Linked DNA regions of Homo sapiens: region 2 is linked to region 1. The links are chromatin loops, found by intact Hi-C in ENCODE. Cell type or tissue: IMR-90. All regions are shown on one strand. Links, peaks and the distances in the headings refer to the core of each region. The heading gives the core; the rest is flanking DNA. Region 1 has its middle 20 kb from the start of TNRC6B-DT. Region 2 overlaps TNRC6B (trinucleotide repeat containing adaptor 6B).

The links. Peaks named below come from ENCODE experiments on the same cell type or tissue, not always from the same donor. Only the 100,000 strongest peaks of a DNase experiment are listed, where the experiment ranks them.
Region 2: it touches region 1 in a loop (2.3-fold over the local background); 5 of 110 quality-filtered maps call a loop at or near these places.

The regions. Positions count from the first base shown.
Region 1 is chr22:40,063,445-40,066,256 of GRCh38, reverse strand. It overlaps a transcript of TNRC6B not described here. Among named protein-coding and RNA genes, the nearest start is that of TNRC6B-DT, 20 kb to the right of the region's middle. In IMR-90, for the core only: no CTCF peak of the experiment used is centred there; no DNase peak of the experiment used is centred there.
Region 2 is chr22:40,256,895-40,259,706 of GRCh38, reverse strand. The region is part of intron 3 of TNRC6B (trinucleotide repeat containing adaptor 6B); the gene reads right to left. It overlaps LOC124905121 (a long non-coding RNA gene), which reads left to right. Exons shown (of 2, transcript XR_007068107.1): 2 at 1-665. Among named protein-coding and RNA genes, the nearest start is that of TNRC6B, 80 kb to the right of the region's middle. In IMR-90, for the core only: no CTCF peak of the experiment used is centred there; a DNase peak (open chromatin) is centred at 1,526.

The DNA.
Region 1 (2,812 bases), core at 259-2,758:
CACAGGCAGCATGGGACAGTGATGTGATCCCTGAGACACGGCAAATGAAGAAGGTGGCCTATGACTGGCCTAGCTTGCTGCCTAGGGAAAGTTTCCCAGTCACAGAACAGGGAGGGAAACCCAGGGGGAACTCAGAGGAATACCTTTACTTGAGGAGCCAGAGCTAGATTCTGAAAAGGCCAAGGAATCAGAATTTGCAGCATACAGTAGTACCAAGAGAGAAAAGAGCTGCACAGAGAAAGAACTCCAGAGATCTGTAGGAGACCCTCTGAGTATTCAGCTGAGTTCAAAAACAGCACGTTTATGTGAGAAAACTGCCCTAAGCTGGGGAAATAACTACCCAAAATGATTAGAAGAAACAATCTTTGGAACTCACACGGGGCCAGGAATTGTGCCTAATCTCACCAGACAGAGTAAAAACCATCATTCGTGGGGCACTAAGTAGAAGACTCAGAAGATTCAGTTGCTTCAGTAGTGAAGAACATTAATCCAAAGTACTGTTCTGCTTCCATCTAACAGAGCTTAAAAGCAACACCCAAATGGATCAAACAGCGTCGATCCAGAACAAAGCTCAATAATATTTACAGAGATACACAAAGATCCACCATCCAATAATATAAAACTTACAAAGTTTAGCATCCAATAAAAATCACCAGACATGAACTGTATGCCAACAAATTAGAAAACCTAGATGAAATAGACAAATTCCTAGAAAGACACAAACTACCAAAACTGACTTTGTAAGAAACAGAAAATCTGAATAGGCCTATAATAAACTAAATTCATAATAAAAAAAATTCCTATAAAGCAAACCCCAGTGCCAGGAGAGGTGGCTGTAGTTGTAACGATTTGGGAGGACAAGGTGGGAGGGTTGCTTGACGCCAGGAGTTCAAGACCAGCCTGGGCAAAATAGCAAAACCCTACCTCCACAAAAACAAAATAATTAGCTGGGTGTGGTGGTACACACCTGTAGTCTTAGCTACTCAGAAGGCTGAGGCAGGACGATCACTTGAGCCTAGGAGTTCAAGGTTACAGTGGGCTAAGATCCACTCCAGCCTAGGCAACAGAGCTCACTGGGGAATTCTATCAAATATTTAAAGAAAAATTAATATCAATTATTTACAAACCCTCCCTCCACCCCCACCCTCCAAAAACGAAGGGAACACTTCCCAATTCATTCTATGAGACCAGTATTACCCTCATTAGAAAAAGACACAAGAAAAAACACACACATACAAAAACAATGCTATAGACCATTATCTCTTATGAACATAGATGTGAAAATCCTTAACAAAATATACTAGCAAGTTAAATATAGCAATCTATAAAAAAGGATTATAGGCTAGGTGCAGTGGCTCACGCCTGTAATCCCAGCACTTTGGAAGGCCGAGGTGGGCAGATCACCTGAGGTCAGGAGTTCAAGACCAGCCTGGCCAACATGGTGAAACCCTGTCTCTACTAAAAATACAAAAATTAGTCGGGTGTGGTGGCACATGCCTATAATCCCAGCTACTCGGGAGGCTGAGGCAGGAGAATTGCTTGAACCCAGGAGCCAGAGGTTGCAGTGAGCCGAGATCGTGCCACTACACTTCCACCTGGCGACAGAGTGAGACCCTGTCTCAAAAAGAAAAAAAAAAAAAAAAGGATTATACACCATCACCATGTGGGATTTATCCCAGGAATGCAAAGTTAGCTTAATATACAAAAATCAATGTAATATACCACATCAGTAGAATAAATAACAAAAACTAGATGATCATCTCAATAGAAGCAGCAAAAGCATTTAACAAAATTCAATACCCTTTCTTAATAAAAATGCACCCAAAACTAGGAGTAAAAAGGAACTTCCTTAACCCGATAAAGGCCATCTTAAAAAAAAAAAAATCAGCTAACATCATACTTAGTGGCAAATGACTGAAGATCATAGTGGTCCCCCTGAGACCAAAAACAAGATAAATATCCAGGCTTGCCACTTTTGGCCAACATTGTACTGGAGGACAATTAGGCAGAAAATGAAACAAAGAGCATCTAGACTTAAAAGGAAGAATTTAAACTATCCCTATTTGCAGATGACATGATCCTGTATAAAGAAAATCCTAAGGAATCCAATGAAAAACTATCACAACTAATAAATGAGTTCAGCAAGTTTTCAGGATACAAGATTAATGTATTAAAATCCATTGTATTTCTACATATTAGCAGTGAATAAACCAAAAATAAAATTGTGAAAACAATTATATGTAAACTAACATTGGGCTGGGTGCAGTGGCTCAGGCCTGTAATCACAGCACTTTGGGAGGCTGAGGCGGGAGGATCACTCGAGCCCAGGAGTTCGAGACCAACCTAGGCAACATAGCAAAACCCTGTCTCTACAAAAAATTAAAAAATTAGGCAGGCATGGTGCCGTGCAACTCTGGTCCTGGTTACTCAGGAGGTTGAAGCAGAAAGATCACTTGAGCCCAAGAGGTCAAGGCTGCAGTAAGCTGTGATCGTGCCACTGCACTCCAGCCTGGGTGACAGAGTGAGACCCTGTCTCAAAAACAAAAACGAAAAAAAAGAAAAAAAGAAAAAGAAAAAAGAAAAAAACCTAACATCAAAAAGAATAAACTCTTAGGAATAAATTTAACAAAAGAAGTGCAACACTTATACGCTGAAAACCATAAAACGTCGAAATAAATTAAAAATGATCTGAATAAATGGAAAAGCAGCAAATGTTCATAGAGCAACATTTTGTTTAAATGGCAGTATTTGCCAAATTGATCTGTAAGTTCAGCACATTTCTATCACAATCTCAACTGACTTCCTTGTAGAA
Region 2 (2,812 bases), core at 88-2,587, 190 kb before region 1:
ACATACTGTGGGTGACAGGAGAAAAGAGCAGGTGCCTGCAGCAATTTCCAGGTAACCCCATGTCTAACCTCAGCTAATCACAAGGCAGCACCAGGCCTCCCAGTAAGGGGAGGGGGAGTGGAGGTCAGAGGATCCAAAATCTGATGAGCAGAATAAATGTGTGACTTAAGAAAATAAAATTAGTCGGCCAGGCGCGATGGCTCACGCCTGTAATCCCAGCACTTTGGGAGGCCGAGGTGGGTAGATCACAGGGTCAGGAGATCGAGACCATCCTGGCCGACATTGTGAAACCTAGTCTCTACTAAAAATACAAAAATTAGCTGGGCGTGGTGGCATGCGCCTGTATTCCCAGCTACTCAGGAGGCTGAGGACGAGAATTGCTTGAACCTGGGAAGCGGGGGTTGCAGTGAGCCGAGATCGTGCCACTGCCCTCCAGCCTGGGCCACAGAGCAAGACTCTGTCTCAAAAAAAAAAGAAAAGAAAATTAGTCATTATCTAATATTCATGACCTATAACAACAGATGGATACATAACTGGTAAATGAATGAATGAAGATTATTTAATATTAATTTTCTATCTGTTACTGGAGGATTCTATAGCACAGGGCATTCGCAATCCCCTTTTATCTTATTATGAGAATAAACAAGAAGTTGGCAGAGACTGGAGAAATTCATCCCAACTGGTTTTTAGGACAGAAAGAGCTATGTTTCTGTAAGGCTGCCCTGCTATAAAGGTCAAGAATCTTCATTATAAGTTACCCAGGTCTACTACATACTTTTAACTCAATCCAGAAAAACAACAAGACATGACAGAGTGACCTGCAGGACTGAGGGCTGAACACCAGTTTGACTCACTTTAAAACATTCACAGCACTGTTTCAACTGAAGAAATTTGGTAGGTATCACGTATCATGTAAGATTCCTTGCAAAAGTTCCTCAGGGCACTTTCCCACCACATCAGAGACAGAATGGATTGTAAATGATAAAGTCATTATAAAATGGGAACACACCTCAACCACTTTCCTCCCAATACAGTGTGCTCTGGCCCAGGAGATTAGTCATTCAAACTCCAGGACATCATGTACAAATAGGTCAAAGTATAAAAAGAAAAAAACAAAACCTCCAGGAAACAGTCAGAAAACGCCCAAGACACCACCTTAGTCATAGCAAACTGTGTTTCAGCACCTGAATGAATTCTTACTCTATTTTTTAAATCACACCTTTCTGTGAATCCAAGAATGTTAAGCTTTTAAAGGCCAACCAGAATTGCCGGCACTAATTGGAGAGCAACACAGCTTTTCAGGCAGGATGTCTGATCCAAATTGACTCCCAAAGTCCAAACTTAAGACATCAGAATCAGTGTGCATCACCCATCATCATGGTCCAGAATGTTAGACGATAAAGGGCAAGAGAAGCTATCATTAAAAGTCTGAATATGTTACTTTTCAGGCTGTCTCTTTTCTGAATCTTAAGGATTTGTAAGTTGTGCAAGTTTTTCTAAAGATGAGCTGTTCAAAGTAAGTGCATAGTTTCTTATCTTCCAGAGGAAAGGTTTGTGGCTTAAACATGATCTCAGTACTATAGGGAAATAAAAACATTGTGGGGTAAAAAAAAAAAAAAAAAAAAAAAAAAAAAAGGCTGTGTATCCTATTTTCTGATTTCCATTCATTTACTTCTTTTTTTGTTTGTTTTTTGAGACTGAGTCTTGCTCTGTTGCCCAGGCTAGAGTGGAGTAGCAGGATCTCAGCTTCCTGCAACCTCCACCTTCCAGGTTCAAGTGATTCTCCTGCCTCAGCCTCCCGAGTAGCTGGCGTGCACCACCACGCCTCACTAATTTTTGTATGTTTAACAGAGACGGAGTTTCATCATCTTGGCCAGGCTAGTCTCGAACTCCTGACTTCAGGTGATCTGCCCGCCTCAGCCTCCCAAAGTGCTGGGATTATAGGCGTGAGCCACCGCACCTGGCCGTCCATTCATTTACTTTTTTTTTTGAGGCGGAGTTTCGCTCTTGTTGCCCAGGCTGGAGTACAGTGGCGTGATCTCGGCTCTCTGCAACCTCCGCCTCCCAGGATCAAGCGATTCTCCTGCCTCAGTCTCTCAAGTAGCTGGGATTACAGGTGTGCACCACCATACCCGGCTAATTTTGTATTTTTAGTAGAGACGGGGTTTCACCATGTTGGCCAGGCTGGCCTCGAACTACTGACCTCAGGTGATCCACCTGCCTCAGCCTCCCAAAGTGCTGGGATAAAAGGCATGAGCTACCGTGCCCGTCCTCCATTCATTTTCTTTTAAGAACCATTTACGTGCTCTAATAATTGAATCTCCTCCCCTTCCTCATCCCATTTTTCTTATTCCATTCTTGTATCTCACAGTTTAAACTTCCAATTGCCCCTATTTCTGAAAACTCCAATTAGATGCTACTTTTTCAGATAAAAGTGCTCTTTAAGAAACTTCCAAACCAGGCAGGGTTCTGAACACAGCAGCTGCACAGAACTAGTACAAACTATTATTTCCTTTAACTATCTCAATGGTATCAAACATAAAAAAGAATGACCTAGAAATGTTTTTAAAGTAGTAGTTAAAATACAAACAAGGCCTAGAAAAGATATTCTAGGCTGAACATTTTAAATCTGATGACATGCAGTGAGCGGTCAATGTGTACTGAACAATTTTCAGTAACCTCTCAGCACTGCCTCTATTTCTTTACCTTCCACTCCCTCCTCAACCCAACACACACTGGCTTTTGCCTTGAACATCTCCCTGGAAGTTTCTTTCCTCATAAGTCACTAGTGATCTTTGTTGCCAGTCTAACC